Linked DNA regions of Homo sapiens: region 1 is linked to region 2. A link is an interaction called in ENCODE POLR2A ChIA-PET data of the cell type or tissue named here. Cell type or tissue: Panc1. All regions are shown on one strand. Each heading gives the region's core, and the rest is flanking DNA. Links, peaks and the distances in the headings are about the cores only. Region 1 overlaps ATF7-NPFF (ATF7-NPFF readthrough). Region 2 has its middle 23 kb from the start of ATP5MC2.

Region 1 (16,449 bases), core at 8,799-11,298, 74 kb after region 2:
TCTGCCAAGAGTTTTTTAAAATTCTAATTTTTATTAAATAATTCATATTTCATTCAATAATTCATCTAGTTCCCATCTGGTAAGAGTGCCTGCATGCTGTCAGGCAGCTGAAAATACACGGCATTATACACAAATTAGGCCAAATGCTAAACCTTATTTTTTGTATTATGTTGACTTTGCAGTAACTTTCAGTTCACTCTCTGGATGCTGCAGTAACCTGTGGTGGAAGTAGACCGCTCTTACGTATCATATAGACAAAACTGGGACTGGGATTTTTTTTTTTCTTTTTTTTTTTTTGAGATGGGGTCTCGCTCTGTCACCCAAGCTGGAGTGCAGTGGTGTGATCTCGGCTCACTGCAACCTCTACCTCCCAGGTTCAAGCGATTCTCCTGCCTCAGTCTCCCCAGTACTGGGACTATAAGCGCCCACCACCATACCTGGCTAATTTTTGTATTTTTTAGTAGAAATGGGGTGTCGCCATGTTGGCCAGGCTGGTCTTGAACTCCTGACCTCAGGTGATCCGCCTGCCTCAGCCTCCCAAAGTGCTGAGATTACAGGCGTAAGCCACCGCACTTGGCCTGGGACTGGAATTTTTAAAATGTAGACATGCTAAGAGCAGGAATTAAACTCAAGTTTCTTAATGTCAGATCTGATACTCTTGACACTTGCCCTTAGAAACATGTAGTTGATTATTTTTGTTTTTCATGTTATATTTAAACAAATATATGTATGTTACTAGAGCACAGTAGATTAAAAGCATCCTTGCTCCAGTCTGCCCTTCCCAAAAAAGGCTGTATGAATCTAATTGGTACTACACGCAGGAAATTAAGGTGACATTTTTCAGTTATTCCCTCTTGTTTTCCTTAGATATAACTTAATATTTGAAACGGGAGCCCAGAAACTGTTCTCAGAGCATTCCTGTTAGAAAAAAAATAAAATCCTTTCTTTGCATCTCAGCTCTTCCTAAGTTAAAAGGCCTCTTTCCTACTCCCTTCTTTTGCAAACTGCTGAGTTTACAAAGTGCCTTCTGAATCTTAGAGCCTGTCTTTCATTTATCCTTCCTTTGCCACTCTGGCAAAACTACATATAGCATATAGCTAGGTTGTTGACTTACAAGATATTGTCATTATATAGAATTCCTCATTCTTTTATCAAATAGTCTTCCAGCGAATGCAGCAGATTAAAAAGCAGCCAGCGTACTCCCTCTCTCTGGTTAGCGTATTTCTTTAATGCAGATTGACTTGCTCAGCAGTCGCATTCTGTCTGAAGCCCTTGTTAGGGCCTCTCTGTATGTGGATTCATAACACATCTGTGTGTACATCTACAGTGCTGTATAAATAATAATAAGTAATCAGCAGATGGCCTATAACTGCTCCTCTGGACCCGCTGGGTCTCTTGAAGCTGTTAGTAAAGTCTTCTGGCGTTTTACTGGGGAAAACTTGTCATAGATTTATTTCTAAAAAAATTCAAACTCACAACTGGATGTTTAGGACTAGATATTGCTGTCTGTGTTGTAAATATTTAACAGGCTTTGTACAATGACAAGTAAAAGCGCCATTACTAACCACATACAGTGGCTGTGGAGCTCTTCCCTCCTGGCCATTTAGAAAGGAAAAGAAATGCCAATAAATTGTACATTATGAATAAGGTACAAGAGATGCTCTCTGGAAGATTTTTCTGAAGAGAAAAATAATTTCAACATTCTGCTCAAAGAGTTGTGACTGGGCAAACTTAAGCTTTTTAACTATGTGCCAGTGACTTAAACACAATGCCACTTTTATTTTTTTTTTAGAGATAGGGTCTTGTTCTGTCACCCAGGCTGGAGTACAGTGGTGCAATCATAACTCACTGAAGCCTGCAACTCCTGGGCTCAGGCAGTCCTCCTGAATAGCTGGGACTACAGGTGCACACCACCATGCTTGGCTAATTTTATGTTTTTATTTTTAGAGACAGGGTCTTGCTGTGCTGCCCAGGCTGGTCTTGAACTCCTAGCCTAAAGCAGTCCTCTCACCCGAGGCTCCCAAGTACTTGGGATTACAGTCATTAGCAACTGCACCTGGCACAAAGTCTTTTAAAGTGGACTTTGTAATATTTTAAGAAAAGCCCCATGCTCTGGAGTTCAGTCATACTGAGATTTTAATCCTAATAGAGTCTTTATAACCAAATGATAAACCTTTCTGAAAGAATTACAGTGCTAGTCGACATTTGGTTAAATGTCAGGCCTTTGGTTATGTCTAAAAACTTAACACATAAAGTATAGTGTTTGCCAATATTATTTATAAAGCAAAATATCTTTATTTTTGTCCTCTTTCCATTAATTTTTGTGAAAAGGTTATGTATTTAGTTTGGGGGAAAATGTTATTCTGATTTTCTGCTTATAATTTTCTGTGCTGTTTTGCTATTACTAATCACTTTGCTTCAGTACCTATTGTACTAGTGTACTTAGTACAATAATACATGTTTTTTAAAATCACAATAGAACTCATCACCCCCAAATTTGAGGGTTTTTTTTCTTTGTTTGCTATCATAAGATAACAACACATGTTTTAAACAGAAATTGGGTATCTTAACTGTCAAGCCTAGTTTTCTTTTGTCTGTTGGGGGTTGAATCTATTTAACCACAGAGAGCTTGTCCTTTAAATCGTAGCATGTGGATGTTACTTTTGAGGTAGAATGTGTAGAATGGTTTTCTGTTTCAAAATCTCATCTTGAAGAATTGACATACAAATTGTGAAGAAGAAATAGTTTTAATAGTTTATTGTAGGGAGATGTTGCTTTTTAAAGTTTTGTCTCAAAATTATCATGTTAAGGATAGGATTTCAAGAAGGAAAGCATCATGGAGAAAAGATAGAAGCTTTGAGGTTTATCTCTTTGTAACAGTGCCTTTGTGTTTTTACTTCGAAATTTCTTTGTGCAGTGAAATATGCTACCTTTGTATTTGTGCTTTGGTAAGAATGTGGACTGTTTGCAATTGTCATGTGAAAGTACAAAGAGAATGAGAATGAATTTTGTGAAATTAGCTCATTCCCAGTCTGGCACACCATGTGCCCTGTGTGACTGCTGATTCTGCTGGCAGATTGAAGTGCCGAACCAACTTCTGCTCTAACTGCTAAAATTGCCAGCCATCATTCCAAGCTTTTAAATCTTGTTGTTCACATCAGCGATGTCAGATTTTGAGCAAACATAGCTCTGTCTTTAAATCCCAGTGGAATTTGCAATTCCCTGGATTGAAAGGAAAGAGTTGTTCCTTTTTGCCTTTGAAAAACTTGAGTGGCTGTGCGGGGAAAGTCAGCAGAATAAATCTGCAGCCTTGCTGTGTCCTTTGAGTCATTGTAGAAAGCTGAGTGCTCTGTTCGACATTCAGCAGATTGGCTGTCAGAGTTGCACCGCTGCTTATCAAAGACATGGTCTCTCAAAGAGCCATTTATGTTATTCCAGAGAGAATCATCCTGTGGCAAAAGGAACACCTCCTTTCTCCTCCCAAGGGTCAGATCTTCTTTTGATACTGGGCAATTATCCCTTGCTTTTCCTGAAAAATAGCTCAATCCACTATAAAGATTGGCACCAGCACAGGTTGCTGATTTGGTTACAATGACAAGCTCTGATTCCTTAGCCACAGGGAGAGGCATCAGGGTGATACTCGTAAGTATGCCAGAGGCTTAATGGTGGTGATTTTTCTGCTGAGAAACTCAGTGTCCCTTTTAAGTGTCTTGGCTTCTGTTCTCTTTCTGTGAGGGAAATAAATTTGTTTTAGTTGTTTGCACACTAGTCACTATAAAATGCCACTATGAGGTTGTCTTTCCTTCACTTCCTCAAGCTTCTTTCCTGTCTTTAGTTATTGTCCTTTAGTTACTGTTTGAGATCAAGCCCTACAGTCTAATTTTTTACATTTTTATGTCCTTTTTATACAGCTTATCTTGGCTCTTATTAGCCGTGGTACTGGTGGGGATTATTCGCCAGTGTTTCCTCTATTTAAAAAAATTAATAGACTTTATTTTTTAGAGCAGCAGTAAGCGTATAGAAAAATTGAGTGCAGAGTAGAGTTCCCGTATACCTCCTCACTCCACCCCTACTCACAATTTCCTTTATTGTTAACATCTTGCATCAGTGTGCTATATTTGTTACAATTGTTGAACCAAATATTAATACATTATTATTAACTAAAGGCCATAATTTTCATTAGTGTTCACTGCCTATACATTCTGTGGGGTTTCGCAAATGTATAATAATATGTATCTACTATAACAATACCATATGGAATAGTCTCACTGCCATAAAAATCTCCACCTATTCATCCCACCCTTCTGAACCCCCGGTAACCACTGATCTTTGTACTGTCTCTGTAGTTTCACTTTTTCTAGAATGTCATGTAGTAGGAATCATATAGCCCTCTGATTTTTTAAAGTTGTGAGTAGATAAGCATGTGATTGGAAATTGCTGGAAAAAAATGGGGAGAGGAAATTAGACGTGGGAGACTCCACAGCTCCAAGTTCTATCTAAAACTCCAAGCATTTATCCAGGGAGATTTAGGTGGCCCAGCCTTTCTTCTTCTCTGTTGGGAGTCTCTCTGATGTTATAGGAATTAGCTTGCCTAGTGACAGTTTTATTGGTTCTAGGTGTTAGGAGCAAGGACAAGATGAACACTGAATGGGCTGTATCTGGGGAATCAAGGTATTAGGGTTGAGCAAAAGCAAGAGGAAGTAGAGCATTTGATCTCTTTTCCTTTGATTAGGTTGAGGACAATAAAGTCTCATTCTCTCCCTTCTTCCCATGGGCAGCCTTATATATGATTGAAGAACATTAGTGCAAAGATTCCTCATCCAGAAATAAACTCTTGTACTTCTATACTAATTAAAGATTCATGTAAATTACTAAGTTCTTGGAAAACTATGGAGAACTCTGTGGGGGCTGTCATTCACACTTTAGTATGAATTGGTTTAATGACGACTGTGATATTGGCTACATAAAGAAATGGACGTTTTTATTTGGGGTTAGGGGATCACAGATGTGGACTGGCTTAGGTAGAATGGTCCCTGAGCAAAGGAGATATTGAAGTTTATGAGGATGTGCAAGATAAGCAGATTTACTTTTGCATTTTATTTTGGGCTATCTCAGCTTCTTTTACTAGAAGCTCATGCCTATAATCCCAGCACCTTGGGAGGCCAAGGCAGGAGGATTGCTTGAAGCCAGGGGTTCGAGATCAGCCTGGGCAACAAAGCGAGACCCTGACTCTACCAAAAAATAAAAATAAAAATAAAAAAAGAAACTACTTGAGAAGTGTAAGTGTTAAGAATAGCCCAGATAAACACTGGAACCAACTTAATTTAGAAAGAAAGAACCATTTCTTCCTTTCCCTACTCTGGAAAATTTAGATTGATAAAATATGGGGGAAGGAGAAATACTGATTTCTGTAGTTCTAGGACTCATGGTTCCTGTCTGCTTAGAATTCTAGCTCGTTGGTACGGAGTAGGATCTTCTTTCATAGAGATATTGTCTCTTTACCCTCTCGATTTGACTAAATATGAGAATCTCCCAGTCTTGGCTCAGTACTACTTTCCTAACTTGTCAGACTGAACTGACTCTGTGGTAAAGTGAACACTAGCCTAGGGAAAGTTCTTAGCATGGTGGTCAGGGTTAACATCAATTAGTGCATATTAACAGGTCATGTATGCATACATGTATATACAATTTAGAGGAAATGTGTTTATATAAGGTACAGGAAAATGATCTTTCCATCCAGAAAGCATACAGGGAAGGGAGAGAATAAAATACAATGAAAATTGTTTGATTTCATTGATAACACAGCAGCAACAGCAGCAATAATTATAGCTCACTGAGCTTTTATCATGTACTCTGCCAAAGTACTTTACAGGGATATTTTATTTAATCCTAGCAACCTCTGAGGGAGAATTACCAGTGAGAAAACTAAGGCTCAGAGAACTAACTTGTACAGGGTTACTCAGTATTTTGTGATGGAGTTGTAACATAAACCCAGATGGTTAGACTCCATACCAGCTCTCTTAACCACTCTGCTAAATTGCTTCCTTATTATTTTCCATACGCACATCAGTATCCACATCTAGCCTAGAAAAAAATGAGTAAGTAGTGTTTTTTTGGTAAATGGTCCAAATCAGTCAGCTAAGTCTTTTGTATAGTTTATTACTGATCTATATATCTAGCTGCCATACCAGAGAGAGCTAAATCTGTAGCTGAGCTCTGCCTGAGCAAAAAACAAAGCAAACAAAAAAAAAAGGTGTAAATTCTTATGAAAATGAAGAAATCTTTCTGCAACTGCCTCAGCCCTAGTCTACAATGTTTTTTATCTGCCTGGTAATGATGCTGAAATGTGTCTACTCTCTGAGGTAAACCACCATCATTTTGCAGCAAGGACATGATTCTAAAGAGGAAAGAAAATTAATTTTTGGCCAACCAGAAACGTAGACAGAACAAGAAACCTGGGACCTAAAATCAAGGCTTCAGCATCCTCTACTAATAGGCCCAGAGAAGCATTGTGGGTGTCATCTTTGTGCATTCTAGGCTAGGTTACTTCCTGATCCATATTTTCTTCTTTCTCGCCTTAGTTTTATGCCCATAAGCTCCCACATACAAAGGATGGGTATCTTGCTTTGACTAGTGCCATGTAGTAATTGGGGCTTTTGTTCTGGTGGCTGCCATACTTATTGGTAAGAGGAAATATGACTAAGGTGGAATTAGGGTATGATTAGAACAACACTATAATGAGATGTATAATCTGCTCAGTGATTGCTAACTTGCTTATTCTCTGACATTTTTGGCATATGGCTACATAGAGGATCTCGCCTGTTGAATAATACAATTCTCCACTCAGGTCTCACATCCTGTCCTTCTTTGACTTCATAGCACCTCTACACATCTGCTTTTTCCTTTTGTCTTAGAAACTGTGCTGTGTTAATGCAATGGAAATTTCATTTATCATCACAAGTGAAAATATATGGCTATGTAGATTCATGGAAATATTTACATGAAATAATTTAAGTGATAAAAATATGTAGAAGTGGCCGGGCGCAGTGGCTCATGCCTGAAATCCCAGCACATTGGGAGGCTGAGGCCAGCGAATCACCTGAGGTCAGGAGTTCGAGACCATCCTGGCCAACATGGTGAAACCCTGTCTCTACTAAAACTACAAAAATTAGCTGGGGGTGGTGGCAGGTGCCTATAATTCCAGCTACTAAGGAGGAGGCTTAGGCAGGAGAATTGCTTGAACCTGGGAGGCAGAGGTTGCAGTGAGCTTAGATCGTGCCATTGCACTCCAGCCTGGGTGACAGAGCAAGACTTCGTGTCAAAAAGAAAAAAAAAAAAAAATATATATATATATATATATATATGTAGAAGTATACATAGAGGATCAAAAGAGACCAGAGAATCTAATAGTTGATATTTACAGTAAAGGGATTCTTTGTATATGTTGTCTGAATGTCTTTAACTGGAAAGTTGCTTAAAACATACATTTTCCCATTTTCCTTTTTTTTTTTTTGATCGCTCTATCACTCAGGCTGGAGTGCACTGGAGTACAGTGGTGCGATCTCAGCTCACTCACTGCAACCTCTGCCTCCCACGTTCAGGCGATTGTCGTGCCTCAGCCTCCCAAACAGCTGAGACTACAGGTGTGAACCAGCTAGTTTTAGTATTTTTTTGGTAGAGATGGGGTTTCACCATATTGGCCAAGCTGGTCTTGAACACCTGACCTCAAGTGATCCAAGTGATCCGCCCATCTCAGCCTCTCAAAGTGCTGGGATTACAGGCGTGCGTCACGTTTTCCTTCTTTTTTTTTTTTTTTTTGATGCGGAATTTCGCTCTGTCACCCAGGCTGGACTATAGTGGCACAAACTCGGCTAACTGCAGCCTCCACTTCCCAGGTTCAAGTGATTCTCCTGCCTCAGCCTCCCAAGTAGCTGGGACTACAGATGTGCACCACCAAGCCCAGCTAATTTTTGTATTTTCAGTAGAGATGGGTTTTCACCATGTTGGCCAGGCTGGTCTCAAACTCTTGACTTCAAGTGATCCGCCCTCCTCAGCCTCCCAAAGTGTTGGGATTAGAGGCGTGAGCCACCGTGCCCAGCACATTTTCCTTCTTGATTCTGATGATTCATTGTATATCTGTGAACCATGTGAAATTAACTGTGCATTCAGCTGCAGGAAATACCTGACTAGAGTCTTGTCTTTTCCACCTCTTACCACGAAGTCAAGTTCTTGGCTTCAGAACTGAGACTGCCTCACTGGGTAAGGTTGTAACTGACCAAAATGATCACTCGTGATATCCAAAGATCTCATTTGTTTATTTTGCTGGGTGCCTCTGATAGACCAGTTAGTTGTGTGTGAGCGTGCACGTGTGTGCGTGTGTGTGTGTATTTGTGTGTGTGTGAGAGAGTGATGACAGGAGTTCCTATAAAAAAGTAAATGCAAAGAAAAAGTGGTTCAGGGCAGCAGCCTGTAGAACTGAGCTAAAAGCTTGGCTCCTGAGAAGTTATCAGAGAGACAGTGACAGTTTAATAGGATGGATGAAGACTACATTTTAATGCTAAGCTTTGATTACCTCCATTTTATGTCTCTGTTCTCAAGCTCACTGACAATAACAAATCTTACATTGGCATAGTTATTTGAATCAAGTGAAAAGAGGTGTTCAGATAGTTTTAAAGATCTCAGTTGTAGTACATACCTGGAGTTTGTATAATACTAGAATGGGTAAATAGTATTATAGACATCTGTCACTTCAGTGAACATCTTTTTTTTTTTTTACATGGTGGCAATCTATGCACATTAATTTTTTAAATTACATTATGTTCATAACTTCAGACATTTGTCATTTTACTTCAGTTTCAGGTATTTTTTAGGACTAACGGAGACTGTAGTCTCCTTAGGTTGTACGTATTGTGAGGGAACAATAAAAGTAGTCTAAAAATTTCAGGGGTCTAGATGTCTGTGTATGTTTTATAAAATATCATATTATATTCAACACTTTAACTTTCCCTCTTCAGTCTTTCCTGTTCTTTCCTTCTAGGCTTTACCTAGATAATTGCAATAGTGGATAGGGGAGACTTTATTTCAGCCTTCTTTCACTTTCTGTGCATTTGAAACTATAACTAGACAGGACCTTATGGAGGTTTGTACTTTCAGTTATGCATATTTGACTGCCCAGATGAGGAGATTGTATTCACATACATAGCTGCTCTTGGCAGAGTCATGGTTAAAGGTTTGAACATACTGTACCTTGTTGGCTATTCCCATAGTCCTAAGGGAGGCATTTTGCTTCTCCATAGACAGTAATCGGCTTGTCAGAGTGGAGTGGCTTTTTGTTTTTCCTTTATCTAGTAGAATGGAGTGGGCTAAGCCTTTCTGGGAAGCAATTTCTTCCTCCACCGCATGAACAGAAGGTCATGGATACTGTCTCTGAAACAAAGGGGAGGTAGTGATAGAAAAATCAGTGTCTGGGGCATAATTGGATTGAAGCTCTGTCAAGGAGACACCAGTTCCTGCTTGGAAGCTGGACTTTCTGCTATGCTTTGGTTTTCTGTCTTTTCTGAGCACTGTATGAGAATGAATATGCAAGAAGCTATTCACATTTACTTAGTGGTTTTCAGTCTTTTCTTTTTTCATTTATGCTCTTCCTTTGCTTTTTTTTAAATTAAGAAACTATTTTTTTTAGAGCAGTTTTAGATTCACAGCAAAATTGAGTGAAAAGTGCAGAGGATTCTCATATACCTCCTGTCCTCACACACACTAGCCTCCCCCACTGTCAACATACTGAACCACAATGCTAATTTGTTACATTCAATGAACCTGCATTGACATATTATCACCCAAGTCCATAGTTTATATTAGAATTCACTCTTGGTATTACAAATTCTGTAGGTTTTAACAAATATATAATGAGGCCGGGCACAGTGGTTCATGCCTGTAATCTCAACACTTTGGGAAGCCGAGGCAGGAGGATTGCTGGAGCCCAGGAGTTCAAGACCAGCCTAGGCAACATAGTGAGACCCCATCCTTACAAAAAAAAAATTAAAAATTAGCCAGGTGTGGTAATGTGCACCTGTAGTCCCAGCTATTCAGGAGGCTGAGGTGGGAGGACTGCTTGAGCCCGGGAGGTCAAGGCTGCAGTGAGCCATGATTGTGCCACTGCACACCAGCCTGGGCAACAGAGTGAACTCCTGTCAAATCAATATATAAAATGACACGTATCCACCATTGTAGTATCATACAGAATAGTTTCACTGTCCTAAATATCCTCTGTGCTCTGCCTGTTCATCCCTCACTTCCCACTGACCGCTGGCAAGCACTGATCTTGCCAAAACTACTGTCTCCGTAGTTTTGCCGTCTACAGAATGTTGTTTAGTTGGAATCATACAATATAAGGCCGTTTCATACTAGCTTCTTTCATTTAGTAATATGCATTTAAGTTTCTTCCTTATCTTTTCATGGCTTGATACCTTATTTCTTTTTAGTGCTGAGTAATATTCCATTGTCTGAATGTACCACAATTTATCCATTCACCTGCTGAAGGACATCTTCATTGCTTCCGAGATTTGGCAATTATGAGTAAAGAAAGCTGCTATATAAATATCCATGTGCAGGCTTTTGTGTGGACATAAGTTTTCTGTTCATTTGGGTAAATATCAATGAGTGTGATCACTGGATCATATGGTAATACTATGTTTATGGTAAGACTATGTTTAGTTTTGTAAGAAACTGTCAAACTGTCTTCCAAAGTGGCTATATTATTTAGCATTCCCACCAAAAATGAATGAGAGTTCTTGTTGCTCCACATCCTTATCAACATTTAATGTTGTCAGTGTTTTGGATTTTGGCCACTCTAATAGGTGTGTAATGGATTTTGTTGTTTTAATTTGCATTAAACAACAATTTAATGCCTGCCGGGTGGCTCACACCTGTAATCCCTGCATTTTGGAAGGCCAAGGCGGGTGGATCACCTGAGGTCAGGAGTTCGAGAAGAGCCTGGCCAATATGATGAAACCCCCGTCTCTCCTAAAAATACAAAAATTAGCTGGGCGTGGTGGCAAGTGCCTGTAGTCCCAGCTACTCAGGAGGCTGAAGCCAGGAGAATCGCTTGAACTTGGGAGGCGGAGGTTGCAGTGAGCCAAGATCACGCCACTGTACTCCAGCCTGGGTGACAGAGTGAGAGTCTGTCTCAAAAAATAATACTAATAACAATTATCTGTATTTGTATTTCCCTGATGGCATGATGTTGAGCATGCTTATTTGCCATCTGTATTTTTCTTTGGTGAAGTGTCTGACTAAAGTCCGTTGCCCATTTTTTAATCAGGTTGTTCATTTTCTTACTGTTCAGTTTTAAGAGTTCTTTGTGTATTTTGTATGACAGTCCTTTATCAGGTGTATCTTTTACATTCTCTCCCATTCTGTAGCTTGTCTTTACATTTTCTTGACATTGTCTTTCACAGAGCAGATATTTCTAATTTTAGCACAGTCCAGCTTATCAATTACTTAGTTCATGGATCATGACTTTGGTGTTGTATTTAAAAAGTCATCGCCATACAAAAGTCATCTAGGTCAGTGGTCCCCCACCTTTTTGACACCAGGGACTGGTTTCCTGGAAGAATTTTTTTCATGGACTGGGGGTGGGGGGGATTCAAGCAAATTACATTTATTGTGTACTTTATTTATAGTATTATTAAATTATAATATAATAGTGAAATAATTATACAACTCACCATAATGTAGAATCAGTGGGAGCCCTGAGCTTGTTTTCCTGCAACTAGATGGTCCCATCTGGGGGTGATGGGAGATAGTGACAGATCATCAGGCATTAGATTCTCATAAGGGGCATACAACCTAGATCCCTCACATACACAGTTCACAGTAGGGTTGGGACTCCTTTGAGAATCTAATGCTGCGACTGATCTGACAGAAGGCAGAGTTCTGGCTGTAATGCAAGTGATGGGGAGTGGCTGTAAATACAGATGAAGCTTCACTCACTTGCCTGCTGCTCACCCCCTGCTGTGTGGCCCCTGGTGTAGGTGTTCCCCTATATTATCTTCTAGAAATTTTATAGTTTTGTATTTTACATTTAGGTCTGTGATCCATTTTAAGTTTTGTGAAGGCTATAAAGCATGTGTCTAGATTCATTTTTTTGCATGTGGATGTCCAGTTGTTCCAGCACCATTTGTTGAAAAGATTATCTTTGCTTCATTGTATTGCCTTTGCTTCTTTGTCAAAGATCAGTGACTATATTTATGTGGGTCTATTTCTGGACCCTCTGTTTATTCACATAAATATAGTAATTGATGGCCAGGTGCGGTGGCTCACGCCTGTAATCCCAGCACTTTGGGAGGCCGAGGTGGGCGGATCACGAGGTCAGGAGATGAGACCATCCTGGCCAACATGGTGAAATCCCGTCTCTACTAATCCCGGCTAATACAAAAAATTAGCCGGGCGTGGTGGCGGGGACTTGTAGTCCCAGCTACTCCGGAGGCTGAGGCAGGAGAATGGCGTCAACCCAGGAGGCGGAGCTTGCAGTGAACCAAGGTCTCGCCACTGCACTCCAGCCTGGGCGACAGAACGAGACTCCGTCTCAAAATAAATAAATAAATAAAATATATATAGTAATTTATGTGTCTATTCTTTTTCTAGTACCACACTATGTTTGCTACTGTAGCTTTCTAGTAGGTTTTTTTTCTTTTTGGGGCGGGGGGTGTTGGTAGAAACAGGGTCACGTTATGTTCCCCAGGCTGGTCTCAAACTCCTAGTCTCAAGCAATCCTCCCACTTTGGCCTCCCATAGTGCTGGGATTACAGGCATGAGGCACTATGCCAGGCCTATAGTAGGTTTTTTTTTTTTTTTTTTAGACAGAGTCTTGCTATGTCGCCAGGCTGGAGTGTAGTGGCATGATCTCGGCTCACTGCAACCTACACCTCCCAGGTTCAAGAGATTCTCCTGCCTCAGCCTCCTGAGTAGCTGGGATTACAGGCGCGCGCCACCATGCTCAGCTAATTTTTTTATTTCTTTTTGTATTTAGTAGAGATGGGGTTTCACCATGTTGGCCACTCTTTTTTTGTTCATTCATTCATTTGACAGGGTGTCACTTTGTTGCCCAGGCTAGAGTGCAGTGATGTGATCTTAGCTCACTATAGCCTCCGACTCCTCAGTTCAAATGATTTTCCCGCCTCAGCCTCCTGAGCACCACCATACCCGGCTAATTTTTTTATTTTTTATAGAGACATGGTCTTGCAGTGTTGACCAGGCTGGTCTCAAACTCCTGGCTTCAAGCAATCCTCCTGCTTTAGCCTCCCAAAGTGCCGGGATTATAGGCATGGGGCACCACCCCTGACCTACACTAATTTTTATTATTTCTTTTCTTCTGCTTGCTTTGGATTTAATTTGCTCTTTTTCCCCCTAGTTTTCTAAGGTGGAAGCTTAGATTATTGATTTTAGATCTTTTTCTTTTCTAGTATGTTTATTCACTGCTATCAGTTTCCCACTAATCACTGTTTCTGCTGCATCCTACAAATTTTTATAAGTTGCATTTTCATGTAGTTCAAAATACTTTTTAATTTCTCTGGAGATTTCTTTTTTGCTTCATGTATTATTTAGAAGTATGTTATTTAATCTAAGTCCTTTCATATTTTCCAGCTATCTTTCTGTCACTGATTTCTACTTTAATTCCATTGCAGTTTGAGGGCAGACATTGTGTGATTTCTTTTAAACTTGTTAAGGTGTGTTATATGGCCCAGAATGTGGTCAGTCTTGGTAAATGTTCCATGTGAGCTAAGAAGAATGTATAATCTGTTGTTGGATGAATTAATCTATAGATGTTAATTATGTCCAGTTGATTGATGGTGCTGTTGAGTTCAACTGTGTCCTTACTGATTTTCTGCCTGCTGGATACGTCCATTTCTGATAGAGGGGTGTTAAAGTCTCCAACTGTTAATATAAGAGCAGGTTCATCTATCTGTCTCTTTGCAGTTCTGTCAGTTTTTCCTTCACATATTTTGATGCTCTGTTGTTAGCTACATACACATTAATTATTTTTATTTTTATTTTTTATTTATTTTTTTTTTTGAGATGGAATCTTGCTCTGTCGCCCAGGCTGGAGTGCAGTGGCACAATCTTGGCTCACTGCAAGCTCTACCTCCCAGGTTCAAATGGTTCTCCTGCCTCAGCCTCCTGAGTAGCTGGGATTACAGGTGCATGCTACCATGCCTGGCTAATTTTTGTATTTTTAGTAGAGACAGGGTTTCACCATGTTGACCAGGCTGGTCTCGAACTCCTGACCTCAAGTGATCCACCCACCTTGGCCTCCCAAAGTGCTGGGGTTACAGGTGTGAGCCACCATGCCTGGCCTGCATTAAGAATTTGTATGTCATCTTGGAGTATTGACCATTTTATCATTATGCAATGCTCGTCTTTATTCCTGATATCTTTCTTTCTAAAATTAATATAGCTATTCTCACCTTTTTTGGATTAGGGTATATCTTTATCTTTTTACTTTTTTTTTTTTTTTTTTTTTGAGATGGAGTCTCGCTCTGTCACCCAGGCTAGAGTTCAGTGGCGTGATCTCCGCTCACTGCAAGCTCCACCTCCCGGGTTCACACCATTCTCCTGCCTCAGCCTTCTGAGTAGCTGGGACTACAGGCACCCGCCACCACGCCCAGCTAATTTTTTGTATTTTTAGTAGAGATGGGGTTTCACTGTGTTAGCCAGGATGGTCTCGATCTCCTGACCTTGTGATCTACCCGCCTTGGCCTCCCAAAGTGCTGGGATTACAGGCGTGAGCCACCGCACCCGGCCTATCTTTTTACTTTTAATCTATATGTTTATTTGTATTAAAGGGGTTTTCTCATATACAACATACAGTTAGGTCTTGTTTTTTGATTGACTCTGACATTGTCTCTTTTTTTTTTTTGGCAGTAATTTTGTTTTATTAGATAAAAGGTTTGTGAGGCCGGGTGTGGTAGCTCACGCCTGTAATTCCAGCACTTTGGGAGGCCAAGGCAGGTGGATCACCTGAGGTCAGGAGTTTGAGACCAGCTTGGCCAACATGGTGAAACCTCGTCTCTACTAAAAATACAAAAATTAGCCAGGTGTGGCAGTGTGCGCTTGTAGTCTCAACTACTCAAGAGGCTGAGGCAGGAGGATCGCTTGAACCTAGGAGGTGGAGGTGGCAGTGAACTGAGATCGTGCCACTCCAGCCTGGCCGACAGAGTGAGACTCCGTCTCAAAAAAAAAGATAAAGGGTTTGTGAGAGTAGAAGGAAATATTTAAGGTTTCCTCCTACTGTCCAAGGCTAGTCAAGTGTAAACAGAAAAAACCCCGTTGGGCTGTGCTGAGGCATTGCGCACAATTTGTCATGTGCATCTCAGTGCTGACCAAAACATACATGCTGGCAGGCTTCACAAGCAAGAGAAGTGCCTCTGAGTGTTTCCTCAGGACAGGACCTTTCTATTGAAGATCCTGCAGAGGGAGAAAGTTCAGAGTTCATGCCAAACCTGCAGACTGCTTTGTCATAATTCCCCAGGATCCAGGCACAGATAGTTCCCTAAAGACACTACCATAGAGACAGTGACCATCTCTTCCTCAAACACAATTACGCACACTCCACGCTTTTTTTTTTTTTTTTTTGAGACGGAGTTTCGCACTGTCTCCCAGGGTGGAGTGCAGTGGCACGATCTCAGCTCACAGCAGCCTCTGCCTCCTGGGTTCAAGCAATTCTCCTGCTTCAGCCTCCTGAGTAGCTGGGATTACAGGTGTATACCACCATGCCCGGCTAATTTTTGTATTTTTAGTAGAGATGGCATTTCACTATTTTGATGGCATTTCACTATTTTGGCCAGGCTGGTCTTGAACTCCTGACCTTGTGAACTGCCCGCCTTGGCCTCCCAAAGTGCTGGGATTGCAGGCGTGAGCCACTGCACCCGGCCCTTTTTTTTAAGATGGAGTCTTGCTCTGTCTCCCAGGCTGGAGTGCAGCGGCACCATCTCAGCTCACTGTAACCTCTGCCTCCCAGGTTCAAGTGATTCTTGTGCCTCAGCCTCCCAAGTAGCAGGGACTACAGGTACCACCATGCCTGACTAATTTTTTTTGTATTTTTTTAGTAGAGACAGGGTTTCTCTCTGTTGGCCAGGCTGGTCTCGAATTCCTGACCTCAGGTGATCTGCCTGCCTCAGGCTCCCAAAGTGCTGTTGTGTGTGAGGCACCACATCTGGCATCCACACTGTTTTCCTACCTAGAAACCACCAGGTGCCTTCGTAAGCTCCCATGCTTGGTTGCAGATCTCAATACACAGCACGGGCAGAAGCCAACAGCAACCTCCAACGGCAAGGATCCCAGTGTGCTTGGAGCTGGAGAGGGCTGATTCGAATCCCAGATATTTTTTTTTTTTTTTTTTTTGAGACAGCATCTCACTGTGTCACGTAGGCTGGGGTGCAGTGGCAAGGT
Region 2 (16,449 bases), core at 835-3,334:
ACCCCAGCCTGGGCAACAGAGCAAGACTCTGCTCAGAAAAAAATAAAAGAATGAAAGAAGGCTGGGCGCGGTGTCTCGCGCCTGTAATCCCACCACTTCACGAGGCCGAGTCAGGTGGATCACCTGAGGTCAGGAGTTCAAGACCAGTCTGGCCAACACAGTGACACCCCATCTCTACTAAAAATACAAAAATTAGCTGGGTATAGTGGCATGCACCTGTAATCCCAGCTACTCAGGAGGCTGAGACAGGAGAATCGCTTGAACCTGGGAGGCAGAGGTTGCAGTGAGCCAAGATTGTGCCACTGCACTTCATGCTGGGTAACAGAGTGGGACTCCATCTCAGAAAAAAAAAAAGAATGAAAGAGAAAAGAATCATGACTTAGTTTTCTAGGTTATCTAGGTAGGAAGTGACAGAACAGAATAAGAACCCTTGTCCAAAGCTCCTTCCATTATACTATACTGCTTCCTGGGGTCAGGATACCATTGGAGGAGAGGGAAAGACAAAATCTGGACAATTTCTGAAGTTTCTCAGTGAAGGTGATTGATCTGGTTTTTGTTTTTTGGGGTTTTTGTTGTTGTTGTTGATTTTGAGATGGAGTCTCATTCTGTTACCCAGGCTAGAGTGCAGTGGCGCAAACTCGGCTCACTGCAACCTCCGCCTGCTGGGTTCAAGCGATTCTCCTGTCTCAGCCTCCTGAGTACCTGGGATTATAGACACACGCCACCATGCCCAGCTAATTTTTGTATTTTTAGTAGAGACAGGGTTTCACCATATTGGTCAGGCTGGTCTCGAACTCCTGACCTCAGATGATCCACCTGCCTCGGCCTCCCAAAGAGGTGGGATTACAGGTGTGAGCCACCGCGCCCAGCCTTAATCTGTGTTTCTTATTATTACTATCCCTGCTCTTATCTTACAGATAGGTAGCATTTTGCCTACCACTGGGTTCATTCTACCCCACTGCTTATTTTCTGAGTTTATGGGTAGGCTGTTTGGTTGGCTCGGCTCTGTCCCCAAGATAGATATTTTTAACCATAGTGGATTACAGCCTTCCAGGAACTGTGTGGCTGCTTTTACAGAAATGAACTCTGCATATCTTGCTGGGGGGTGGTTGGGGTGAGCCTGTATGTGTGTGTGTGTGCACGCGCGTGTGTGTCAGGATGGTATCTGAGCCTAAACAGACTTGTAACCCCTCTGTATCCCCATGGCTTTTCCACTCCCATCTCCCAACATCTGGAGTAGGGACTTCAAGTTTCCAAAACATAGCTGCAAAGGGTAACAAACAGCTAGCCCATAGCTCGCTTAGCAACAGGAGAATAGTCAGTAGGGATTTAAGATAGGGAGAAAATGTAGCTCAGGGAAAATGTGTGCAGTACAAAAGACCCATAAATTTTTCAGAAAGCAGCTTGGCCCTGTGAAGTTGACCAGATTGAAAGTCCCAGAATCCTGGGTTCCAGTCACTCATGAATGGCTTTTGGTTAATTCTTCCTGTGCTTCAATTCCTTCTCTTGTGTGAAATGGGTAACACCTTATCTGCCTCCCTGAGATGTCATGGAAATAAGCAAAATTAGGTCTTAAAACTACTTGGAAACCTAAATTGTGAAAATTATCTTTATCTCTGTTGTTTCTTAGTTACCAGTTTACCAGAAGTAACTTAACACTAGGATTCTCTGCCAGTACTAAAATTAGACTCTACCACTCTGGGCTTTCCTTTTCTCCCTCTTGCTTTTGTTTTCGGGGCGTGGAGGAGACATCTGTGCTGCTGGAGTTAATAATAAACTAAAGACTAAAGAATAACTTCTCCCACTAGAAAATACTATTTTCATCCTACCCACCTGATCAGGCTTTAAAAGAAGGAGCCCAAATCTGCCATGGATTTTGATTATTTGATTCACTTTTGGAAATGTGCCTGAGAAAGCCTAGGGAATGAGAGAGTGGAATAAATGGAATTGGAATGTAGAGAAACCAAGCTCCTGATGTTTCCAGCCTCCCTTTCCTGGCCAGATAGGCTTTCTGCCACTAAAATCAAGGTTCTCTGTCACATCACAAAAGGGCCTGAAGTTACTGTTAAGTATGCCCACATCTCTGGAGGTGGGAGGTTTGGGTATTGGACACTTTTCCTGCCCAGGGACATGGGAAAAACGAATAGGCAAGGAGAGAATCAATCTTTTCCAGCTGCAACCTAGAGAGAAAAGGAACAAATTCTTCACCAGGGAAGATTGTGTAAACAGTGCCTTTGGCTGGAGCCATAGGGTTGGGGAAGCAAAGAAAGGGATCTTTGTTCTCTCCTACCCCAGCCAGAGCACAATCGTAGAGCTGGGATTGTTTGCTTTGGCAAAAGACTCCCTGCCTGAAAGAGCTAGGCGTTCCAGAGACTGGTGAGGCCTCTGTTGGTTTTCCCTTACAGAGCTGAAGAGAGGACAACTCTCAGCCTAAATCTTTTACCTAAGGAAGTGAGCTGGGGACTCAGGAGGCCTGAGGCATCTGGGTTATACTTCTCGACCCTCTTTTGCCTCCTTCTCTTCCTACATCCACCTCATTACAGTTGTTAGTTTAATTGGCCTCAGTCCTCCTGCCTTTAAGGGTGCTTTTGGTTCTTGTACCAGTTTTCTATCAAAAAAAAAAAAAAACCATTTTCACAGACAGCAAGACAATGCCAGAGCTCCTGTCTAAGGAACCCAACAGGAAAAGGGGATTCTGAGATCATCTTATCCAGCCTGTGACTTTAGGTGGTATTGCACACGACCCTGACAATTGCAGTCAATCTTTTCAAAAATCTCCAGAGATGTATTTCTTTTCTTGGATAACATTAGTGTCTCACAAATGCAAGATAATATTTATGTAGTGCCGCTTATGCCAGGTGCTTTACAAATGCCATTTTATTTAATCCTCAAAGCCACCCTATGAGGTAGATATAATGACCCCTGCTTTACAGATTAGGACACTAGGGATTAGCAAGATGAAATAATTTGGCCAAGGTCACATAGATGATATACTAGTTTGCAAGGACTGCTATAACAAAATACCACAAACGGAGTGCCTTTGACAATAGAAAGTTGCCAGGCGCAGTTGGTCACCCCTGTAATCCCAGCACTTTGGGTGGCCGAGACAGGCAGATCACCTGAGGTCAGGAGTTTGAGACCAGCCTGACCAACATGGTGAAATCTCGTCTCTACTAAAAATACAAAATTAGTCGGGTGTGGTGGCACATGCCTGTAATCCCAGCTGCTCAGGAGGCTGAAGCAGGAGAATTGCTTGAACCCGGGGGATGGAGGTTGCAGTGAGCCAAGATCGTGCCATTGCACTCCATCCTGGACAAGAAAAGCGAAACTCCGTCTCAAAAAAAAATTTAAAAAAAAATAGAAAGTTACTAAAAGTAGCTGGTATGCTTGTGTGCACCTGTAATCCCAGCTACTCGAGAGACTGAGACAGAAAGATCTCCTGAGCCCAGTAGTTTTATGCTGCAGTAAGCGATGACTGTACCACTATACCCCAGCCTGGGTAGCAGAGTCAGATCTTGCCTCTGTAACTAACTAACTAACTAAATAAATAAATAAAACAATAGAAAGTTACTATCTCACAGTTCTGGAGGCTAGAAGTTCAAGATAAAGGTGTTGGTGGGGTTGGTTTCTTCTGAGGGCTGTGAGGAAAAATATGTTCCACGTTTCTCCCATAGCTTTCTAGTGGTTTGCTAGCAATCTTTAGCATTTTTTGGCTTGTAAGTCTATGCTTTCATCTTCACATGGTATTGTCCCTGTGTGTGTATCTGTGTCCAAGTTTCCACTTTTTTTTTTTTTTTTTTTGAGACAGAGTTTTGCTCTGTCGCCTAGGCTGGAGTGCAGTGGCGTGATCTCGGCTCACTGCAACTTCTGCCTCCTAGGTTCAAGCAATTCTCATGCCTCAGCCTCCCGAGTAGCTGGGACTACAAGCACGCACCACCACCACGCCAAGCTAATTTTTGTAATTTTTAGTAGAGATGAGGTTTCACCATGTTGGCTAGGCTGGTCTCAAACACCTGACCTCAAGTGATCCGCCCCCCTCGGCCTCCCAAAGTGCTAGGATTACAGGCATGAGCCACCGCGCCAGACCTCCATTTTTTTTTTTCTTTCAAACCTCTGCTTTTTATAAAGACACCAGTCATATTGAATTAGGGGCCACCCCTACTGAGTATGACCTCATCTTAACTAATGACATCTGTAATGATCCTATTTCCAAATAAGGTCACATTCCAAAGTACAAGAGGTTAGGACTTCAACATATGTACTTGAGGGGGACACAATTCAACCCCTAACAGGTGGTTGAATCCATCTTGGATCCATCTGACTCCAAAGCCAAAGCCATTTAATGCTCTTTCCACTGCACTGTGCTGCCTCCTAAAAATCAGGAAGTTATTCAAAATGTCTTCTGGTTTCCAATATCTTCCTTCTTCAATCCAAACTCTATATTGCTGCTAGAGTTATCTAACATGTGAGTTTCATCAATCACCCTCCTTAATATCTTTTAGTGACTTCCAGCGGCTAAACAGACTTTGAATAAAATCCAGACATCTTGTGGTGGTAAACAAAGCCTTTCTTTTTTTCTTTTTTTTTTTTTTTGAGACGGAGTCTCTCTCTGTCACCCAGGCTGGAGCACAATGGCACTATCTCAGCTCACCACACCCTCCACCTCCCAGGTTCAAGCAATTTTCCTGCCTCAGCCTCCTGAGTAGCTGGGATTACAGGCATGCACCACCATGCCCAGCTAAATTTTTTTGTATTTTCAGTAGAGACAGGGTTTCACCATGTCAGCCAGGCTGGTCTTGAACTTCTGACCTCGAATGATCCACCTGCCTCAACCTCCCAAAGTGCTGGGATTACAGGCATGAGCCACCACATCCGGCCCGGGCATGGCTTTCTATAAGTACCTAGAGCATATTATCTAGCTAGAGGTATGTACTTCTTCAGAGGTTAGTCAAAAATGAAATAATACTTGGTCTTTGGTTGCTCTTGTAGACACAGCTATTCTGTTGTCTCCTAAATGTGTATAGCTAATAACCTCAAATATGGTTCCTTTTGGTGTAACTATGTAAGCTATTAGAAATACTATCATGGACGTAGATTAGCCACACCTGGTCTAATAATGAAACCTGATTTCCTTTCTGCCACAAGTAAAGGAATAGCCAGCAATATTCCTATGAATGACAATCAGCAGTCAAAATGATTGGAGACTTTTTTTCTTAATTAAAAAATAATTTTGAGGCCAAGCATGTTGGCTCACGCCTGTAATCCCACCACTTCGGGAGGCCAAGGCAGGCAAATCAGCTGAGGTCAGGAGTTCAAGACTGGCCTAGCCAACATGGTGAAAACCCATCTCTACTAAAAATACAAAAATTAGCCAGGCATGGTGGTGGGCGCCTGTAATCCCAGCTACTCGAGAGGCTGAGGCAGGAGAATCGCTTGAACCCAGGAGGCGGAGGTTGCAGTGAACCGAGATAACGTCACCAGACTCCAGCCTGGGCGACAGAATGAGACTCCGTCTCAAAATAAAAAATAAAAATAATAATTATGAGCCTGTCTGCCAGTCCTCCTCTGTTTCTTCCTTCCTTTCTCCCTGAGAAATTCAGTCTAAAAGTTATTAGGTGGGGAATACAGGAGTCCAATGAGATGAGGAGCAACAGTGGCCCATTTCAGGGTGTTAGAGCCTGAGGAGGATGAAGAAGGTTCTGATTCTATATGGGGACAGCTTCAGTGGGAGAGGCTCTGTGGGTAGAGCTCAAGTAGAGTAAGGAAAGGCATCCATGGCAGCGGGGAGGGGCAGGCATTTATAGCAATAGAGATTGTTTACATATTAGGGGGGATTGATTATGTCAATAAATATATTGAAGATAAAGGAACCCAGATTTCTTGCTGCCAGACAAGGGTCTCAACTGTAGAACAGGAAAAAATTAGAATTAACCCTGTAACATTAGGTTAGAATTGGAAATAACCAAAGTGAAATATATATGAATTATATATTATATACATTTATATATGAATTATATATTATTTACATTTATATATGAATTATATATTATATATATTTATATATGAATTATATATTATATATATTTATATATGAATTATATATTATATATATTTATATATGAATTATATATTTATATATGAATTATATATATATTTATATATGAATTATATATATATTTATATGTGAATTATATATTATATATATTTATATATAAATTATATATTACCCCCAGTTCTGTTCACTGAGAATCGTGACACCACAATAACATTGATTATATATATATATATATACACACATATACATTTCCACAAATTCTGTTCACTGAAGGAATCACAGTACACCAGTAGCATTGATCACACCTGGTATTGGTTTCCAAATACCATTCTCCTTTTAAAAGAACCATTGCTCCTTGGAGAAAGGACTGATTCTAGGGCTGGGGAGGGAAAGTACAAGATGAACCTGAAATATCTGGTTGTGCCAGAAGGTATGGAAGTGCTCAGAGAATGATGGAGACATATCAAAGGCTTTAGGAGCCAGCTTGAAGGGGCTCCCATTGGCCAAATCTGGAACAATTTGAACATCAAACTAAATCATGACAGTAAAATATTAAAATCCATTGAATAAAATAGTAATCCATGAGTCACTCCAAAAGAAATAAACAATAAATGAGAAGAAAAAACTTTTCTGTCTAAAATGACAGTAAATATAGAAGGAATGATGGAATTAGAATACCTGCATATTATTTAGTAACCATCATAGTAATAACTAACCCAGCTGGGCGTGGTGGCTCAGGCCTGTAATCCCAGCACTTTGGGAAGCCAAATCGGGCAGATCACCTGAGGTCGGGAGTTGGAGATCAGCCTGACCAACATGGGGAAACTCTGTCTCTACTAAAAATACAAAAAATTAGCTGGGCGGGGTGGCACATGCCTGTAATCCCAGCTACTTGGGAGGCTGAGGCAGGAGAATCGCTTGAACCTGGGAGGTGGAGGTTGCGGTGAGCCGAGATCGCGCCACTGCACTCCAGCCCGGGCAACAAGAGTGAAACTCTGTCTCAAAAATAAATAAATAAATTAGTAAATAAGCCACAAAACATCAACAAATCCTAAACCTAGTGGGTGATTTGATGAGGAATATGATATTTCCATAGCCTGAAGTACTTTCTCATAAAATACTCATTAATTACAAAGGGAAAAAGAATAATTTTATAGTGGAGGCATGGCAAGCATTGCCATAATCCAGAAATCAACGTCAACATTACCGGAAATGAGACAAATCAAAGTTATATGTAGCCTTAGAGTATGCAACTAGAACACCATTTTTGTTGTAATTCTTGATAAAAATGCATAACCTGAAACTAAACATGAAGAAATACTGGACACACCCAATTGTGGAACATTCTACAAACGAACTGGCCTGTAATCTTTAAAAGTGTCAAGGTCATAAAAGTCAAGGAAAGATCAAGGATCTTTCAATTCAACATGTGATTCTGGGCTGGGTCTTTTTGCTCTGAAGGATATTTTGGAGACAACTGGAAAAACTTAAATGAGGTCCAAGGATTATATGGTAGTAATGTATCAAATATTAATTTTCTGATTCTGGTGGCTGTATTGCGGCTTTCTAAGAGGATGACCTACTTGGTAAGAATCATGCATAAAAATAGAGATGACAAGGCATCATGTCATCACCTTACCAGCAAATGGTTCAGGGGAAAAGAGTTACTTGGTACTATCCTTGCATCTTTTCTTTAAGTTTGACATGAATTAAAAATAAAACAAAATATGAATGATTTGAAACACTTAAAAAGCACTGAAACTAACGTAATAGATACCTAGGCATCTGCCCCAAGATTAAAAGATATTAACGTTTTGGCCATATTTGCCTCAGATCAACTGCCTGTGCACATTTGCCCTCTCTTTCTGTTTGCTTCAAGAAATAAAATGCGGACCAGGCTCAGTGGCTCATGCCTGTAATCCCAGCAGTTTGGGAAGCCAAGGCGGGTGGATCATTTGAGCCCAAGAGTTCAAGACCAGCCTGGGCAACTTGGTGAAATGCCGTCTCTGCAAAAAACACAAAAATTAGCTGGGTGTGGTGGCATGAGCCTGTAGTCTCATCTACTCAGGAGGCTGAGGTGGAAGGATGGCTTGAGCCTCGGAGGCAGAGGTTGCAGTGAGTCAAGATAATGCCACTGTACTCTAGCCTGGACAATAGAGCAAGACTCTGTCTCAAATAAACAAATAAATAAAATGCTACAGAAATGTCTGCTCTTATCACTTATATTCAGCATTATACTTGAGATCAGTTGGTGCAATAAGGAAAGAAAATGAAATTAAAAGTACAAGGCCAGGCATGGTAGCTCATGCCTATAATCCCAACATTTTGGGAGGTTGAGGTGGGAGGATCACTTGAGCACAGGAGTTTGAGACCAGCCTACACACCACAGCAAGACCCAATCTCTACCAAAAAAAAAAAATTGTTTTAATTAGTCAGGTATGGTGGTGTGTGCCTGTAGTCCCAGCTACTTGGCAGCTGAGGTAGGAGGATTGCTTGAACCCAGGAGGTCAAGGCTGCACTAAGCTGTGATTATGCCACTGCACCCTAGCCTGGGTGACAGAATGAGACCCTGTCTCAAAAACAAACAAACGAAAAAACCCAGAAAAAGTATACATTTTAGGAAGAAATTAAAGTGTTTTTTCACAGATAACATGATCATTTATGTAGAAAATCCTATGGAGTCCACAAAAAAAAACCCACTAGAATTAATAAGTGAGTTTAGCAAGGTTGCAAGATACAAGATCAACATATAAAAATCAGTTATAAGCTAGGCATGGTGGTGCATACCTGTGGTCTCAGCTACCCAAGAGGCTGAGGCAGGAAGAGCCCAGGAGGTCCAGGCTATGATTGCACCACTGCACTCCAGCCTGCGTGGCAAAATGAGATCCTGTCTCCAAACACAACAACAAAATCAATTATATTTTTATATACTAGCAAAAACAATCAGAAATTGAAGTTTTATAAAACTATTTACAATAGCATGAAAAGTATGAAGTACATAGGGGTGAATTTGACAAGAGATATGCAAAACCTGTACACAGAAAACTAAAGAGAGAAATTAAAGGCCTTAAATACATGGAGAGACATACCACGTTAATGGTTCAGAAGACTCAATAATGTTAACAGTCGTGTCTCCCCAAATTGTTTTTGTTTTTTGTTTTGTTTTTCTTTTGAGACTCTGTTGCCCAGGCTGGAGCGCTGTGGCACAAACATGGCTTACTGCAGCCTTGACCTCCTAGGATCAAGCAATCCTCCCATCTCAATCCCCCCAAGTAGCTGGACCTACAGGCATGTGTCACCATGCCTGGCAATTTTTTCTATTTTTTTCTAGAGATGGGGTCTCACTACGTTGCCTAGAATGGATTTCTCCCCAAATTGGTGTGTAGATTTAACACAATCCCAGTCAATGAGTCAAAATCCAGACAGGCTATTTTCTTTTTTTAGAATATGACAAGGCTGAAAAAAAAAAGAAAAAGAATATGACAAGGCTGGGCACAGTGGCTCACACCTGTTATTCCAGCACTTTGGGAGGCTGAGGCTGAGGCAGGAGGATAGCTTAAGCCCTGGGGTTCAAGTCCAGCCTGGGCAACATAGCAAGACCTTATCTCTAAGAAAAAAAGAAAAGAAAAGTAAATGACAAGCTGATTATAAAATGTACATGGAAATGCAAAGAACCCAGGATAACCAGAACTTCAGCTTTGAAAAAGAACAAAATAGGCCGGGGGCAGTGGCTTATGCCTGTAATCCCAGCACTTTGGGAGGCCAAAGCGAGTGGATCACCTGAGGTCAGGAGTTCGAGACCAGCCTGGCCAATAGGGTGAAACCCCATCTCTACTAAAAATACAAAAATTAGCCAGGCATGGTGACAGGTGCCTGTAATCCCAGCTACTCAGGAGGCTGAGGCAGGAGAATCGCTTGAACCTGGGAGGCAATGGTTGCAGTGACCTGAGATTGTGCCACTGCACTCTAGCTTGGGCAACAAGAGTGAAACTCCATCTTGAAAAAAAGAAAAAAGAAAAAGAACAAAGTTGGAGGACTGACTACTCGATTTGAAGACATATAAAGTTACGTAAGTCGAGGCAGTGTGGTGTTGAAGTAAACATAGGTAAATAGACCAATGGAAAAAAGCGGAGCCAAAAAGAGATTTACATAAGGTATGGTGGCTCATGCTGATAATCCCAGCACTTTGGGAGGCTGAGACAGGAGGATTGCTTGAGGCCAGGAGTTTGAGACCAGCCTGGGCAACATAGTGAGAGCCCATTACTACAAAAATAATTTTTATTTTATTTATTTATTTATTTATTTTGAGACAGAGTTTTCACTCTGTCACTCAGGCTGGAGTGCAGTGGAGCCATCTCAGCTCACTGCAACCTCCGCCTCCCAGGTTCAAGTGATTCTCCTGCCTCAGCCTCCTGAGTATCTGGGATTACAGGGGCCTGCCACCACGCCCAGGTAATTGTTTTTATTTTTAGTACAGACAGGGTTTCTCCATGTTGGCCAGGCTGGTTTCAAACTCCTGATCTCAGGTGATCCACCTGCCTCAGCCTCTAAAAGTGCTGGATTTACAGGCATGAGCCACTGCACCCGGCCAGGAAAAATTTCTTTTTAAATAAGCTGGGTGTGGTGGTATGTACCTGTAGTCCCAGCTGTTCTGGAGGCTGAGGCAGGAGGATCATCTACTGGGGATGCTGAGGCAGGAGGATCATTAAGCCCAGAGTGCAAAGCTGCAATGAGCTATGGTGGTGCCACTACACTCCATCCTGGGTGACAGAATAAGTCTCTGCCTCAAAAAAAAAAAAACCTTACATATGTATGATCAATTGAATTTCAGCAAAGGTGCCACGGTAATTCAAATAGGGGAAAAGATAAACTTCAACAAATGGTTCTGGAGCAATATGCAAAATAAAGCCACCTTGCTGTTCATCTCTCAATATGTACAAAAATTGTCTCAAAACGTCAACATGAATTATACACATAAATGTAAGAGCTGTAAAACTGCTAGAAGAAACTATAGAAAATTTTAGTAACTTGGGTTTGGCAAAGATTTCTTAAATATTACCGAAAAAGCACAAATGCAATTTCTCTGTCTCTCTCTCTCTCTGTCTCTCTCTCTCTCTATATATATATATATTATATATTATATTATATATATTATATTATATATATAATATATATATTATAATTATATATTATATATTATATAATATATATTATAATTATATAATTATTATATATATTATATAATATATAATATATATAATTATATATTATATAATATATTATAAATATAATATATTATATATTATATAATATATTATAAATATAATATATTATATATATTATATAATATATTATATATAATATAATATATTATATAATATATATATTATATATATATATACTTCTTACCTCAAGCAATCCTCCCACCTTGGCCTCCAGAGTGCTGGGATTACAGGTGTGAGCCACCGTGTCTTATGTTACATAAGGGAATAAGAGGAAGACAAAGATATTTGCCTGATACATGTAATGGTTAATATTAGGTGTCAACTTGACTGGATTGAGGGATGTCTAGATGCCTGGTAAAGTATTGTTCCTGGATGTGTATGTGTTGGTGTTGTCAAAGGAGACTGACATTTGAGTCAGTGGACTGGGAGAGAAAGACCCACCCTCAGTATGGGTGGACACCATCCAACCAGCTGCCAGTGCAGCTAGAACAAAGCAGGCAGAAGAAGGGGGAATAAGGTTGCTTGCTGAGTCTTTTTTTTTTTTTTTTTTTTGAGAAAGAGTCTTGCCCTACTGCCCAGGCTGGAGTGCAGTGGTGCAGTCTCTGCTCACTGCAACCTCCGCCTCCTGGGTTCAACCGATTCTCCTGCCTCAGTCTCCGCAGTAGCTGAGACTACAGGTGCATGCCACCACACCCGGCTAATTTTTGTATGTTTTTAGTAGAGACAGGGTTTCACCATCTTGGCTAGGCTGGTCTCAGCCTCCTGACCTCAAATGATCCACCCACCTCAGCCTCCCAAAGTGCTGGGATTATAGGCATGAACCACCATGCCCAGCCTCTTGCTGAGTCTTCTGGCTGTCTCTCTCTTCCTATGTTGGACACTTGCTTCCTCTCCTCCTGCCCTTGGATGTCAGACTGCAGGTTATTTGGCCTTTGGACTCTGGGACTTGCACCAGCGGCCTCCCGGGGGCTCTCGGGCCTTTGGCCTCAGACTGAGGGCTGCACTGTTGGCTTCCCTAGTTTTGAGGCTTTCAGACTTGGACTGAGCCACACTACCGGCTTCTCTTTCCCCAGCTGGCAGATGGCCCATTGTGGGACTTTGCCTTGTGATCATGTGAGCCAATTCTCCCTAATAAACTTTTTTTTTGTTTTTTTTGTTTTTTTTTTGAGGCAGAGTCTAGCTCTGTTGCCCAGGCTGGAGTGCAGAGGCACGATCTCGGCTCACTGCAACCTCCACCTCCCAGATCTCAGCTCACTGCAACCTCCACCTCGCAGGTTCAAGCAACTCTCCTGCCTCAGCCTCCCAAGTAGCTGGGATTACAGGCGCCCGCCACCACGCCTGTCTACTTTTTTGTATTTTTAGTAGACACGGGGTTTCACCATGTTGTCCAGGCTGGTTTCAAACTCCTGATCTCAAGTGATCTGCCCGCTTTGGCCTCCCAAAGTGCTAGGATTACAGTTGTGAGCCACCGTGCCCAGCCAATAAACTTCTTTTATATATACATATGGCTTATTGGTTCTATCCCTCTGGAGAACCCTGACTAATATAATACATATACATATATAAAGAGAGAGAGGTGTGTGTGTGTGTGTGAGTGTGTGTATACATACACAAGCATATTTATAACAAAATAAAGAGGAATACACATAACATTATTACAGTCCTCATTTCTGTAACTGGTTACGTGGTTGTAGCTGTTATTGATAACTACCTTCTTCAAGTACCCATTCCTTTTGACTTCAGAAAGCACTTCAGCTGGTCATGTTTCTTTACCTGGTAGAGTGACCCAAACCTTCATACCTGAATGGTCTGAACCATTAGTAATCCTTCCTGGATTGGGTTGTTGTAGTTTGCCATTGACCTTAATTACAAGGCATGGTAATACTAAGAGACACTTTAAGAGATCTCCTGTATTCTAGATATACTATTCCTTAACTTCAATGTTCAGTAACAGTCCAATTTCGCCTTGGTAGTTGGGATCAATCACCCCAACCAGCACAGTGATTCCCTTCTTTGGCTGTTGATTCAGAGGCATGAGGAGTCCATGTGGCAGGTGTCCTGTGAACAGCTAGCAGTCTTAACTTCTATTTCAGTAGAATCATTGTTGTGTCTCCTAGCAAAAGCATTCTTTCCTTTGGAAGTAAGACCTCTAGGCCAGCAAACCATAAGGTTGCAGGAATTGGAAGCAAAATTTTCTAGGGTGGCCGGGTTTGGTGGCTTACGCCTATAATCCCAGCACTTTGAGAGGCTGAGATGGGTAGATCACCTGAGGTCAGGAGTTCAAGATTAGCCTGGCCAACATGGTGAAACCCCGTCTCTACTGAAAATACAAAAATTAGTCGGACATGGTGTTGTCCACCTGTAATCCCAGCTCCTCAGGAGACTGAGACGGGAGAATTACTTGAACCCAGGAGGCAGAGGTTTCAGTGAGCCGAGATCATGCCACTGCACTCCAGCCTGGGCGACAGAGCAAGACTCTGTCAAAAAAAAAAAAAATTTTTTTTTTTTGCCAGGGGGATACTAGGGGGTTACTAGGGGTAACAGTGAGTGGTGTCACTCCCATTTCTACCCCTTGACTCCTGGACCTGTGAATCTTGTCTATGGAGAAAATAACATCATATATTGGACACTGATTCAACTCATATCTCCTTCTGGAGAAACTTGCCCCAGCTCTTACTTATATATTACCACCTAGCTGGAGCTGTAACTGAGTTTCCAAAAGGTCATTCCACCATTCTATCAAACCAGCTATTGCAGGATGGTGGGGAATATGTTAAAACTAGTGAATTCCATGAGCACAGATTCATTGGTGTGCTTATTTTGCTGTGAGGTGAGTTCCTTGATCAAAAGCAATGCTGTGTGAAATACCAGGATGGTGGATAAGCCATTCTATAAGTCTACTGATGGTAGTTTTGGCAGAAGCATTGCATTCAGGGAAGGCAAATCTGTATCTATAGTGTCTGTTCCAGTAAAAACAAAAGCTACTCCTTCCATGATAGAAGCTGTCCAATGTAATCAATCTGCCTCCAGGGAGCTGGCTTATCACCCTAGGAAATTGGCCATAGTGGGGACTTAGTGTTGGTCTCTGCTGCTGGCAGATTGGGCACTCAGCAGCAGTGGTAGCCTGGTTGTCCCTGGTGAGTGGAAGTCTATGTTAAAGAGCCCATGCATAAGTTCCATTCCTGCCACCATGGCCATTTTGTTTATTAGCCCATTGGACAATGACAGGGGTGGCTGGGAAAGAGGGCTGACTGGCATCCATAAAATGGGTCACCATATCCACTTAATTTGTTTTTCTTTTTTTTTTATTATACTTTAAGTTCTAGGGTACATGTGCACAATGTGCATGTTTGATACATAGGTATACATGTGCCATGTTGGTTTGCTGCACCGATCAACTCGTCATTTACATTAGGTATTTCTCCTAATGCTATCCCTCCCCCAGCCCCCCACCCCCTGACAGGCCCCGGTGTGTGATGTTCCCCGCCCTGTGTCCAAGTGTTCTCATTGTTCAATTCCTACCTATGAGTGAGAGCATGCAGTGTTTGGTCCTCTGCCTTTGTGATAGCTTGCTGAGAATGATGGTTTCCAGCTTCATCCACGTCCCTGCAAAGGACATGAACTCATCCTTTTATATGGCTGCATAGTATTCCATGGTGTATATGTGTCACATTTCTTAATCCAGTCTATCATTGCCGGACATTTGGTTCCAAGTCCTTGCTACTGTGAATAGTGCTGCAACAAACATACATGTGCATGTGTCTTTATAGTAGCATGATTTATAATCCTCTGGGTATATACCCAGGAATGGGACTGCTGGGTCAAATGGTATTTCTAGTTCTAGATCCTTGAGGAATTGCCACGCTGTCTTCCACAATGGTTGAACTAGTTTACATTCCCACCAACAGTGTAAAAGCATTCCTGTTTCTCCACATCCTCTCCAGCATCTGTTGTTTCCTGACTTTTTAATGATCTCCATTCTAACTGGCGTGAGATGGTATCTCATTGTGGTTTCAATTTGCATTTCTCTGATGGCCAGTGATGATGAGCATTTTTTCATGTGTCTGTTGGCTGCATAAATGTCTTCTTTTGAGAAGTGTCTGTTCATATCCTTTGCCCACTTTTTGATGGGGTTGTTTGTTTTTTTCTTGTAAATTTGCTTGAGTTCTTTGTAGATTCTGGATATTAGCCCTTTGTCAGATAGGTAGATTGCAAAAATTTTCTCCCATTCTGTAGGTTGCCTGTACACTGTGATGGTAGTTTCCTTCGCCGTGCAGAAGCTCCTTAGTTTAATTAGATCCCATTTGTCTATTTTGGCTTTTGTTGCCATTGCTTTTGGTGTTTCAGTCATGAAGTCCTTGCCCATGTCTATGTACTGAATGGTATTGCCTAGGTTTTCTTCTAGGGTTTTTATGGTCTCAGGTCCAACATTCAAGTCTTCAATCCATCTTGAATCAATCCTTGTATAAGGTGTAAGGAAGCGATCCAGTTTCAGCTTTCTACATATGGCTAGCCAATCTTCCCAGCACCATTCATTAAATAGGGAATCCTTTCCCCATTTCTTGTTTTTGTCAGGTTTGTCAAAGATCAGATGATTGTAGATGTGTGGTGTTCTGAGGCCTCTGTTCTGCTCCACTGGTAGTTCTATTTTTAGTTCTTTGAGTAATCTCCATACTGTTTTCCATAAAGGTTGTACTGAAATTCCCACCAATAGTATGTAAGCATTCCCTTTTCCGCTGCATCTTTGCCAACATCTGTTGTTTTTAGACTTTTTTTTTTTTTTTTTTTTTTTTTTTTTTTAATGAGACAAGGTCTCTCTCAGGCTGGAGCGCAGTGGAGTGATCTCAGCTCCCTGCAACCTCCACCTCCCGGGTTCAAGCAATTCTTGTGCCTCAGCCACCTAATAGCTGAGATTACAGTGTTTTTAGACTTTGTAATAGCCATTCTGACTGGTGTGAGATGGTATCTCATTGTGGGTTTGATTTGCATTTCTCTGATGATTAGTGATGTTGAGCATTTTTTGTGTTTGTTGGCTGCTTGTATGACTTTTGGAAAATGTTTATTCCTTTGGTCACTTTTTAATGGGGTTTTTTTTTTCTTGTAGAGTTGTTTGAGTTCCTTGTAGATTCTGGATATTAGCCCTTTGTCAAATGCATAGTTTGCAAATAT

The links. Peaks named below come from ENCODE experiments on the same cell type or tissue, not always from the same donor. Only the 100,000 strongest peaks of a DNase experiment are listed, where the experiment ranks them.
Region 1: POLR2A ChIA-PET joins it to region 2 with 5 read pairs; 6 of 35 experiments call an interaction of 5 or more read pairs at or near these places.

Annotation. Positions count from the first base shown.
Region 1 is chr12:53,578,736-53,595,184 of GRCh38, reverse strand. The region is part of intron 2 of ATF7-NPFF (ATF7-NPFF readthrough); the gene reads left to right. All of the region lies in intron 2 of ATF7 (activating transcription factor 7), which reads left to right. It overlaps LOC124902937 (a long non-coding RNA gene), which reads right to left. Exons shown (of 3, transcript XR_007063316.1): 3 at 9,108-9,426. Among named protein-coding and RNA genes, the nearest start is that of ATF7, 39 kb to the left of the region's middle. In Panc1, for the core only: no CTCF peak of the experiment used is centred there; no DNase peak of the experiment used is centred there.
Region 2 is chr12:53,644,990-53,661,438 of GRCh38, reverse strand. No RefSeq gene overlaps it. Among named protein-coding and RNA genes, the nearest start is that of ATP5MC2, 23 kb to the left of the region's middle. RefSeq lists a silencer at 12,100-12,394. In Panc1, for the core only: no CTCF peak of the experiment used is centred there; DNase peaks (open chromatin) are centred at 2,072 and 2,298; H3K4me3 peaks cover 1,139 bases; H3K27ac peaks cover 2,500 bases.